Regions from separate parts of the Homo sapiens genome. Here region 1 is linked to region 2. Evidence: read pairs that join two places in POLR2A ChIA-PET (ENCODE). Cell type or tissue: Caco-2. All regions are shown on one strand. Each heading gives the region's core, and the rest is flanking DNA. Links, peaks and the distances in the headings are about the cores only. Region 1 overlaps ERN2 (endoplasmic reticulum to nucleus signaling 2). Region 2 overlaps GGA2 (golgi associated, gamma adaptin ear containing, ARF binding protein 2).

The links. ChIA-PET counts read pairs that join two places held together with the same protein. Peaks named below come from ENCODE experiments on the same cell type or tissue, not always from the same donor. Only the 100,000 strongest peaks of a DNase experiment are listed, where the experiment ranks them.
Region 1: POLR2A ChIA-PET joins it to region 2 with 5 read pairs; 2 of 35 experiments call an interaction of 5 or more read pairs at or near these places.

Annotation. Positions count from the first base shown.
Region 1 is chr16:23,691,430-23,699,246 of GRCh38, forward strand. ERN2 (endoplasmic reticulum to nucleus signaling 2) reads right to left here. Exons shown (of 22, transcript NM_033266.4): 14 at 4,465-4,549; 15 at 3,771-3,960; 16 at 3,590-3,689; 17 at 3,299-3,498; 18 at 755-902; 19 at 534-661. Among named protein-coding and RNA genes, the nearest start is that of PLK1, 16 kb to the left of the region's middle. In Caco-2, for the core only: no CTCF peak of the experiment used is centred there; a DNase peak (open chromatin) is centred at 3,678.
Region 2 is chr16:23,495,161-23,499,160 of GRCh38, forward strand. GGA2 (golgi associated, gamma adaptin ear containing, ARF binding protein 2) reads right to left here. Exons shown (of 17, transcript NM_015044.4): 2 at 534-618. Among named protein-coding and RNA genes, the nearest start is that of GGA2, 13 kb to the right of the region's middle. In Caco-2, for the core only: no CTCF peak of the experiment used is centred there; a DNase peak (open chromatin) is centred at 2,301; H3K4me3 peaks cover 712 bases.

The DNA of each region.
Region 1 (7,817 bases), core at 1,978-5,977, 200 kb after region 2:
GGCCCAGAGAGCTCCTGAGCCTTGTGACCGGGGCCAGAGGCCACATAGCCAGGAGTGTGTTGTCTTACAGGAGTAGTTTAGGGTGACTGACAAGGATCATTGCCTCTGGGGGCGTGAAGCTTCTCTGTGCCACGCCTCTGTTATTTACCACCAACCTATGAGCTTGGTACTGCTGTCCCTATTCTACAGATTGAGCAAACTGCAGTTCAGAGGCATGAAGTCTCTTGCTCAAGTTCACTCAAGTGCAGTGGGCTACTGGCACAGCATGAATGATGACTCGGGTGGAAAGGAATGGGCTATATTCCCATACAAAGGGCAGCTGGGGCTGGCAAAGCTGGCAGTGAATGGACCAGAGAGTGCCAAGATGGCGGAGTTTAGGAGTCCAGGCTGGCTCCCAGTTTAGGGAAAGAGCCAGGCTCCCAGGACCAGGTAGCTCTTCCTGTTTTCCCTCAGCTAATCTAATATCCCATTTCTTATTGCCCAGGACCCAAACTTAGGACTTTTGGGGGCCATTCCCAAGCTTTCCTTCTGACCTGGAAGAACTGGAGTTGCTTGGCTCTGCTCCAAAAGAAGGGGTGGGCCAGCACCTGGGGGGCAGAGGGGCGTGGCTGCGGCAGTGGGCTCAACATGGCTCCAACCAGGTCCCGGGCAACCACCTTGTCTGGAGGATGGAAGAGGAGGAGGAGAGTCTGCTTCAGGCCTGCCTAGCGTCTTGCCCGTCCTCCCTTCTCTGCCCTGCCCAGGGCTCCCTCACCGTGGACCTCTTCCTCCAGGTGAGCCAGACAGGGAGCCCCTGTGAGGATGTTTGCCTGGCGATAAAGACTGTCTCCAAAGGGGTGGCTGCCACCAGAAAGCACGTAGTAGAACACGCAGCCTGCAGAGAAGATGTCCACAGCGCTGGTCTGGAGCCAGAGAGATGGGCATGAGAAGGAAATCTCTGCTTCCAGGAAGTCAGCCTGGCTAAATTCTCCCATGGGCTGATAGAGCTGCCAGGGGTTTGGCTCAGACTGGAACTCAAGATGCTTCCTGGGCAGCATCTCCTTGGCTCTAGATCCCTCCCCTCTACACTACTATAGGGGGCCCATGGTTTTCATCCAAAACCTTTGCCCTTACTGAGCTAGTTCAGGTTTCCAAGCTTCATTCCTGCAGGGTATAGGGTTACATAAGTGGGTGCCATACATGAGGCAATAAGGCAATCAGGAGGACTGTGGTGACCTGGCATGGGTTTTTTCTGCAGGGGCAGCTGGTCCTTAGCTTCAACCGGTTGTCACCAGGGGACTCTCCAGGGTGGCAGAGCTGATTTTGTTTTTTTTTTTGTTGGGGCTTTGCTCATGTTGCCCAGGCTAGAGTGCAGTGGCGCAACCACAGCTCACTGTAACCTCAAACTCCTGGGCTCAAGCAATCTACCTCGGCCTGAGTAGGTGGGACTACAGGCATGTGCCACCATGCCTGACCAATTTTTAAATTGTTTGTAGAGATGGGTCTTCTTATGTTACCCAGCCCGATCTTGAACTTTTGGCCTCAAGCGATTCTGATTTTTTTTTTTTTTAAAGAAAATCCAGAAATCCAAATTTTATGTGGAATTTCTCAAATGTTAAAATATTGGGCCAGGCATGTGGCTGACACCTTGTAATCCCAGCACTTTGGGAGGCCAGGAGTTCAAGACCAGCGTGGGCAACATGGTGAGACCCTGCCTCTACAAAAAAATACAAAAATTAGCTGGGTGCCATGTTGTGTGCCTGTAGTCCCAGCTACTTGGGAGGCTGAGGTGAGAGGATCCCTTGAGCCCAGGAGTTTAAGGCTGCAGTAAGCTGTGATGGTATGACTGCACTCCATGACAGAGCAAGACCCTGTCTCAAAAATATATATATATAGGGCCAAGCACAGTGGCTCATGCCTATAATCTCAGCACTTTGGGAGGCCGAGGTAGGTGAATCACCTGAGGGCTGGGAGTTCGAGACCAGCCTGGCCAACATGGCATAAACCCCATCTCTACTAAAAATACAAAAATTAACTGGGCATGGTGGCACCTGCCTATAGTCCCAGCTACTAGGGAGGCTGAGGCAGGAGAATCACTTGAACCCAGGAGGTGGAGGTTGCAGTGAGCTGAGATCATGTCACTGCACTCCAGCTTGGGCAACAAGAGCGAAACTCCATCTCAAAAAAAAAAAAATATATATATATATAGGCCACTAATTTAAATATAAACTGTATAGTCTCATGACATCATGCATTTAGTCCTTGAGCCCTGCTCACCACTTTGAGCTTTCTCTCAACTTTAGGAGTGGGGGCAGCCTTCCCTGGTGACTGTCCTTTTGTGTGATTGGCATCCATTTCTCTGGCTTCAACTTCCGCCCACACACTGTGACTCAAAATCCGTAATTCAGGGGTCCCAAACGCAAGTGTCTGTGTGGGTCAGACGCTGCTCTGTGTATCAACTAATTAGCTCATCTGATGCCCTCCAAAACCTTCGATACCAGTGGTTCTGGAACTTGGCTCCACATAAAAATGACCCAGGCAATTAGGTAAAAATCACGGGGTGTGGGGCCTGGGGTTTTGTTTGTTTGTTTGTTTTTTGTTTTTTGAGAGAAAGAGTCTCACTCTGTTGTCCAGGCTAGAGTGCAGTAGTGTGATCTTGACTCTGGAACTTCCACCTCCCAGGCTCAAGCGATCCTCCCACCTCAGCCTCCCAAGTAGCTGGGACCACAGATGCACACACCCACACCGGCTAAATTGTGTGTGCTTTTGGTAGAGACGAGGTCTCCCTAGGTTACCCAGGCTGGTCTCGAACTCCTGAGCTCAAGCAATCTGCCTGCCTCGGCCTCTCAAAGTGCTGGGATTACAGGCGTGAGCCACCGCACCCGGCAATGGGCATTCTTTTTTTAAGTTGCGCAGTGGTTGTGAAGCACAGTGAAGATTACAAACCATTTTCTAGCTCAGGGTTTCCCAACCTCAGCACAACTGGCATTTTGTTAGTTCTTTGTGTTGGGTGTTGTCCTGTCCTGTAAGACATTTAGCAGCATTTCCAGCAGATGCCAGTAGCCCCTCCCTCCCAAGTCATGGCAGTCAAAAATGTCTCCAGACATTGCCTAATGTCCCCTGGGTGGCAAAACAGTCCTGATACTGCTGTAGAAGGAGGGACAAATTATCCCTTCTTTAAGGGAAACAAGCTTGGAGGAGCAGCTCAAAGTCACACAGCAAGTGTCATGGAGTCTCCTCAGGAGGGGAACTGGGACAGGGACGGATTCCTGCAGCCTGGGGCAGCTGTGTGCCTGGAGGACTTGGTGGATAGACTCACAGGACTGTCTGGTGGCAGGAGCTGCAGAAGCTCGGGCGCCATCCAGCCTTCCGTGCCGGGGATGCCGGAGTGGAGGCTGAAGCTACAGCGGCCAGCAGGCAGCTTCTTGCAGAGGCCGAAGTCTGAGAGCACCACTCTGCCCAGGCCCTGGCTGTCAGGCCCGGTGATGAGAATATTTCCTGGCTTCAGGTCCCGGTGCACTGTGGGAGAGGGGCAGAAAGAAAGCTGGTTGCTGAGGGCGGAAGGCAGGGGCTAAGGACAGGGAGCGGGAGGCAGGGGAAGTGCGGGTACCTATGTGTAAAGAGTGCAGGTGGGCCAGGCCAGACATCAGCTGCTGCAGCACGACCTCGGGCTCCAGACCCCCGCGATCCAGGTCCGGGTTTTCTACGTACTGAGCAGCAGCAAGGGCCAAAGCATCACTCTCCAGCCCGGACCTTCCCACTCACCCTCCCTGAACCGCAATGCAACTCACCTCCTGCAAGGAGGCCCGGCAGAGCTCCAGGGCAATGTAGTGGAACTGGGGTCCCCGCTCGGTGCAGAAGTAGCGGAGCACGTTGGGGTGCCTGTCAGACTCCTGCAGCAGTTGAACTTCCCGCCGAACCAGGCCAAAGCACTCGCGGAGGAGCCGCTTGACAGCCACTGCCCGTCCCTCAAACTGTCCCCTGGAAAGTGGGTGATGGCGGGGGCAGGGGGGCATTCAGGGAAAGCAGATAAAGGGACAAACATGGTGGCTCACACCTGTAATCCTAGCACTTTGGGAGGCCAAGGCGGGCGGGTCACTTGAGGTCAGGAGTTCGAGACCAGCCTGGCCAACATGGTGAAACCCCCATCTCTACTAAAAAAAATATAAAAATTAGCCGGGCATGGTGATACACACCTGTAATCCCAGCTACTGGGAAGGCTGAGGCCCGGAATTGCTTGAACCTGGGAAGCGGAGGTTGCAGTGAGCTGAGATTGCACCACTGCCCTCCAGCCTGGGCAACAGAGCAAGACTCAAAAAAAAAAAAAAAAAAAAAAAAACAGATAAAGGAAAGAGCAGGACTGGCGAGTGAGGGATCAACCTGTACCCACCTCGGGGAGTCTTTGAAAGAATGTCTCTCCAGGGGACAGTGCCCACGAGGGCTGTGAGTGCCATGTCCCCAGCTTGGCTCCTGGCTGCCACTCACCGGAAAACGAAAGTCCCGCCTGCCCCGCGGCCCAGCACGTCCTTGGGATTGAAGGAAATCTTCCCCACTACGGTGAGTTGCTCAGCTGGGGGAGAGGAGGGTGGTGACTCAGGGAGCCTCTGCCCACCTTTGCCGGCCACTGGCCCAGTCCAGACTCACCTTGACATTTTCTGGGCCTCCACCCTCCCATGCTCAGCCTGGTGCAGTGGGTAAGAGCAAGGGCCCAAGTGCCAGACTGTCTGGATCCAATGCCTGGTGCTGCCACTGATTCTTTGTCTACTTAGGCAAATTCCTCACTTCTGTGCCCTCGGTATTCTCATCTGTAGAGTGGGGAGCTAAAGCTAAAGAGCCCACACAATATTATTGTGAGGATTAAATGGATATATGGAAAGAACGGGTGGAGGTGATGTTTGCTATATTATCCTCTTTTATTTCTCTCCCTCTTTCAGCATCTTCTGCACAGGTTTGTTTTGTTTTGCTTTGTTTTCCCTTTACATCCTCTGCCATTCTGCCCACCTCCACCAGTTGTAACTGAATCCTTTTAATTGACACTGAATCAGCTTCAACTTCAAGGTAAGGTGAGTTCTGGCAGTTGGAAGAGTGATGAGAGTGAGTATAGCCACAGAAAAAAGACTGGACCGGACAGAAGCAGTGGGCATTGGATGCTAACCTGCCCAGAGTTAGTTCCAGGGCAGCAGGGGTACCCCTAGAGGCCTCGGTTTCCCATTAGGATGGGTGGGGTCGGCTCAGGTGGGCAAAGATCTGTAGGTTGGGACAATTACTGCCCTTCCCTTTGGGCAGCCTGTGAGAGACGTCTCACTCTGACCCTGGCAAATCTGGGCAGGCTGTGTCCTGCTCAGCTCCAACGGGCACTATTCATATGGCAAAACATATATGGCACCCCTAGAGTTGTGCAGTGCGGTGGTCCTGAGAACACTCTACTTTATAAGAGTTTTTAGCTTCAGTTTTTACAATCAGCTCTGGGAAGAGTAAATGAAAATCAGCATTAGGGCTGGGCACCGTGGCTCACACCTGTAATCCCAGCACTTTGGGAGGCCGGGAAAGGTGGATCACTTGAGTTCAAGACCAGCCTGGGAACATGATGAAACCCCATCTTTACAAAAAAAACTAGCCAGGCATGGTGTTGTGTGCCTGTCATCCAGCTACTCAGTAGGCTGAGGTGGGAGGATTGGCTTGAGCCTGGGAAGCAGATGTTGCAGTGAGCTGAGATCACGCCACTACATTTCAGCCTGAGTGACACAGCAAGACCCTATCTCAATAATTAATAATAATAATAATAATAATAATAATAATAATAATAAAATCAGCATTAGGGATCAGTGAGAAAACACCAAGTTGCACCTTAGCATTCCTCTGGATTATTTGCTTAGAGTTCATACTCATCTGTCAGTAAGATGCAGGCAGTACCTTTGGTATACACTGGACTTTCTGGAGTAGATGGGCTCAGGCAGGGCCTTGCTGGAAGTACATCACCCACACATAGGAAAAACAGGCAGATCAGAGAGCAGGGACAGAGCTGCTTGAACAAACCCTGCTCATCTGACTGCAGGTGACAGTCACCCTTCTGGGCCCTCTTTGTGTCACTGGCTCTGCTGGACTCAGAGGCTCTTGTGTGTCTGCTCTCAGTACTCTCGGCATGGAGTAAACACTTGCTTAGAGTTTCCTGGATTAGATGTTCAGAAGCACCCTCGAAGAGACAGGCCAGACTTAAGGCCACAAAGGCCTTCAATGCAGATATATGAGCTGGGGAGGCTCAGTCTGCACACACAGATATTTGTTATCACTTTGCTTAGCCTTTTGCATAATTATAATGGAGAGGCAGCAAATGTGGGAGTTTTTGTCGTTGTTGTTGTTGTTTTAGAAACAGGGGCTCACTCTGTCACCCAGGCTAGAGTGCACTGGCGTGATCATAGCTCACTGTAACCTCGAACTCCTGGGCTCAAGCAATCCTCCTGCCTCAGCCCCCCAAGCAGCTGGATTACAGGCATGTGCCTCCATGCCTGGCTAATCTTTTTGTATTTTTAATTTTTGTAGAGATGGGGCTTCACTATGTTGCCCAGGCTGGGCTCAAGCAATCCTCCCACCTAAGCCTCCCAAGCTCAATTCTAAAGTAATCAAAAATCTCGTGTCAGGGAGAAAGGGCATACAGTCAGAATTACCTCTGGAAATCCTGCATACACATGATGGACTTTGCTGCTGCTTCTACACAGGTTGGGGAACACTTACAGTCAGTCACATTCTTTCACAGGTATTTGCCAGGTATTGTTCAAACAGGGGCACCATCCCACAGAAATTAGGGCACTTGCTGGAGCCAGCCACATGCATTTGGACCCCTGAGCTGCCACTTATTAGCTTTGTGAGCCGGGGGTAAGGATGGGAGTTGTCACTAGACCTTTCTGCCTTAGTTTCCTCTTCCATAAAAGGAGAATTCTATAATAACATTCACCTCACAGGAATGTTATCTCATGAGTTAATGCATTCAAAGGATTCAGAACACTGCCTGGTATAGCCTGGTATACAGTAAGCGCTATAGAAATGTTATCCCTGGTTCAGGCTGGATTGCATCCACTTGTTATTGAATACATGATGCAGCCAGAGGTCCTGAGGGAGGCCCAGCCAAGCACATGTAGATGAATTTGTGTAAGTTTTTGTTTTTGTTTTTTGTGGGTTTTTTGTTTTGTTTTGTTTTGAGGTGGAGTCTTGCTCTGTTGCCCAGGCTGGAGTGCAGTGGCGCAATCTTGGCTCATTGCAACCTCTGCCTCTTGGGTTTAAGCAATTCTTGTACCTCAGCCACCCCCCAGTAGCTGGAACTACAGGCACCCACCACCACACCAGACTCATTTTTGTATTTTTAGTAGAGATGTGGTTTCACCATGTTAGCCATGCTGGTCTCGAACCCCTGACCTCAAGTGATCCCCCTGCCTTGGCCTCCCAAAGTGCTGGGATTACAGGCATGAGCCACCGTGCCCAGCCAAATTTATTCAAGTTAAATGAAAGTTGGCTGTGACTCCACTGTAATTTTGTGAACCATAAAATAGTCCATGAGGACTTTGACAAGAATGATCCTGGGGAAAGATGGAGTCCTGGTTGTCCAGGTAAAGATGAGCCAGACTCAACTCGAGTCCGAAGGTCCAGGGAGATGGGCGTTTTGGGGTACAGTGGGGTGAGTATTACTTGGACCCACCCAGGGCCAGTAAAATGACAAAAACTACAACAGCTCAGGGCTCAGGAAATCCTGCTGCAGGGCCCTCTAAAAGAGCTGACCCCTGAGGAAGGGGAGCTGTTTTCCTCTGGGCTAAGGCACAATGACCACAGAGGCGGACATTGCGAAC
Region 2 (4,000 bases), core at 1-4,000:
TATCCAGATGCTGTGGAAACAGAATTCAATAAAACCTTCCCCTTTTCCTTTTTCTTAAAATTACATTTAAATGGTGGAGAATACACAGATCTCTTTTAATTAGGTAACGTGTCTATAGTCTATCAGTAACATTCAGAGTTCTCCTCAGCATTAGTGTTTTATAACAGTATTTAAAATTAATAACTGCCAGTTGCAAGTGAGCTATCCTGTGTTTTTTTTCCCCCACATGAATTTGCTAATTTTAGAAAAATAATGTTCTCAGGATTATAGGGGAAAATGAGAGAATGAATGCCAGCCTGACTGCATTTCTATTTTTTTGAGACAGAGTCTCTCACTCTGTCACCCAGGCAGGTCTCAAACTCCTGGGCTCAAGCAATCCTCCTGCCTTGGTCTCCCAAACTGTTGGGATTATAGGCATGAGCCACCGATCCTTGCCTAGAGAGCTTAACCCTAAAACAGTCTTGAGAGACAAAGGCCTACACTCAGTGTGGGGTGCCCCCAGAGTCAACTATGTGTGTGAGAAGTTACCTTACCCATTGGGGTCAGTGTTCACCTGCTCACAGAAATTCTGGATAGCTGACCAATCCTGTTCCGACATGCTTGGGTCTGTGGCTTTGTCTGTCAAATAAATAATAAAGTTAGAGAGTACATAATAGGAAGAAATTTACACCCCTCCCCATACACATGGTGGCCAAGAGCTGTCTTATCACAGATCTACAGGATCAGACCAGTGGGCAGACAGCTGGAAGGAGAGGAATTGTGCCTGCGCTGCCTACCACCACCCAGCACAGCATTGGGCACATGGTATGCCCTTACTGAATATTTGCTGATTGAATGAACCAGCAAATTAACAAGCTGGCTGGGCACAGTGGCTCATGCCTGTAATCCCGGCATTTTGGGAGGCCGAGGTGGGGGGAATCATTTGAGGTCAGAAGTTTGAGACTAGCCTGACCAACATGATGAAACCCCATCTCTACTAAAAATACAAAAAAATTAGCCAGGCATGGTGATCCATGCCTGTAATCCCAGCTACTTGGGAGGCTGAGGCAGGAGAATCGCTTGAACTTGGGAGGTGGAGGTTGCAGTGAGCCAAGATTGCGCCACTGCACTCCAGCCCAGGAGACAGAGGGAGACTCTGTCTCAAAAAAAAAAAAAAAAAAAAAAAAATTAACTGACAAGTTATTCCCCTGAAAGCGGCTCCACTTTTAGTGCAGAGGTTGGCCCGGGTGTTGGCTTCACACTCGAGTTGGGATGCCCCCACCTGGCCTGTGACAAGCGGAGACAGAAGAGAGGCCACCTGGAAGTGTCTCAGCTGTGTGACAGGAAGACAAGAACACACCACCAGAAGGAATACCATCTTGACCGTTCATAAAACTTCCAGTGGCAGCATGGTGGCTCACACCTGTAATCCCAGCACTTCATGGGGCTGAGGTGCATCGCTTGAGCCCAGGAGTTTGAGACCAGCATGGGCAACATGGGGAAATCACATGCCTACTAAAATTTTAAAAAATTAAGACCAGGCGCGATGGCTCACGCCTGTAATCCCAGCACTTTGGGAAGCCGAGGCAGGTAGATCACTTGAGTTCAGGAGTTTGAGACCAGCCTTGCCAACATGGTGAAACCCTGTGTCTACTAAAAATACAAAAAATTAGCTGGGCGTGGTGGAGTGTTCCTGTAATCCCAGCTACTCAGGTGGCTAAGGCAGGAAAATTGCCTGAACCCAGGAGGTGGAGGTTGCAGTGAGCTGAGATGGCACCACTGTACTCAGCCTGGGCAACAGAGCGAGACTCCATCTAAAAAAAAAAAAAAAAAATTAGCTGGGCGTGGTGGCATGTGACTGTAGTCACAGCTACTCAGGAAGCTGAAGTGGAAAGACTGCGGCTGCAGTGAGCCAAGATCATGCCACTGCACTCCAACCTGGGTGGGAGAGCAAGATCCTGCCTCAAAAACAAAAAAAAAAAACAACCACCCTTCCAACTCCCCTCTGGCCATCTGGTCCTGGCCTGCCCAGCCTCTCTGATGAGAAACCGTACTGGTTCTGACAGAGCAGCTCTTTTAGGCTCTGGAAATGAGGCGTTGCTTCTCGGGGCAGTACTTCTGACATTATTATCCTCCTGGCCCGAGTGTCCACTCTGTTCCTCTCAGTGCCCTATCCATATTCTTCCAGACCCATCTGAATTTCCAGCTCCTGCAGAAAACTTCCTCCCGCTGCGCCAACCCCACTGCTTCTCCCTCTGATTACTCAACACAGCACAGTCCGAGTTGAATTTTTCCTGACTGCAGTCACATTTATGTCACGTGGAAGTCATGTGTCTAGATAGGGAGGGTCAACGGACAGGTAATCACCATCTTCCTGCCCACTGACTCCATTCTAAGTGAAGAGAGAACACAAGGGCGAGGGAAGGATCAGTGATTGATTCCTATATTCTCCTCCCCACCCCCGCAAAGCTCTCTCCCATGTTCCGTATCTTAAAATCCTATCTACCCTTGAGTCCCAAGTCACATTCCACCCTAAAGACTTCTCTGACCTTTTTATCTCCCGTCCCCATAAAACAAAAGCTGTCTCCTCCTCCTCTGAACAGATATTTTATCTGCCCCTTCTCCGATAGGGATCTCCAGCTACACCCATTAGTCACATGTACTTGGACTCGCTGAGCCTCAGTTTCCTCAACTATAAAATAAAGAAAATAGGGCCAGGTGCTGCAGCTCATGCCTATGATCCCAGCACTCTGGGAAGCCAAGGCAGGAGGACCGCTTGAGCCTAGGAGGTTGAGACCAGCCTGAGCAACATAACGAGACCCAATCTCCACAGAAATTTTTAAAAAAAATTAGTCAGAAGGCTGGGCGCAGTGGCTCATGCCTTAATCCTAGCACTTTGGGAGGCCGAGGAGGGTGGATTGCCTGAACTCAGGAGTTGGAGGCCAGCCTGGGCAACACGGTGAAATCCCGTCTCTACCAAAATACAAATAATTAGCTGGGCGTGGCAGCGTGCATCTATAATCCCAGCTACTCAGTAGGGTGAGGCAGGAGAATCGCTTGAACCCGGGAGGCAGAGGTTGCAGTGAGCTGAGATCGTGACACTGCACTCCAGCCTGGGTGACAAGGTGAGACTCTGTCTCCAAAAAAAAAAAAAGCCAGGCATGGTGGCACACACCTGCAGTCCTAGCTACTCAGGAGCATCACTTGAGCCCAGGAGGTGGAGGCTACAGTGAGCTATGATTGTGCAACTGCACTCCAGCCTGGGGGGACAAAATGAGACCCCGTCTCAAAAATAATAATAAAAACAGTCTGGGCACAGTGTCTCATGCCTGTAATCCCAGCACTTTGGAGGCCAAGGTAGGAGGATCGCCTGAACCCAGGACTTCGTGACAAGCCTGGGCAACATAGTGAGGCCCCATCTCTACAAATATGTTTACAAAAAATAAAACAAGGAAAATAGTACCTTCCTCATGGGACTGTCATGTGATTTAAAGGGGAAGGGTCTAAAATGCTTAGTACAGCAGCATGCAGTAAGAGGTCTACAAAGGATAATTGTTTATTATTACGTACAGTCTCTGGCTTTTACTGTAATATGTAGACATGTCTTGTCCTACCTAAAGAGAATGAAACCTTAAGGGCAGAAGCCATATCTTCCCTACAGTGCCTTACCCATACGTACAACATAGAAACTCATCAAATAAATTATTTAAAGCAGTGATTCTCAGCGATTATGTGTCTGAATCACCTAAAGTCTACACCATTTAAGCTTCTGTTTCAGTTCACTACAAGGTCAAGGTTGACACCTCAAAAGAATTCTGACTTCAGCATGTGACTGGACCTGGAGGGAGAGAAGAGCAGAGGCAGGAAGAGAACAGGGGGAGGCAGGGAGAGAACAGGAGAGGCAGAGAACAGGAGGCATGGCCCAAGCTCCCCTCACAGAATCCAGAGCCTTCTCACTCCTCCCTGGCTGCCAAGTGAAAGAGACACAGCACTGACGGGCACCACCTTTTTTTTTTTTTTT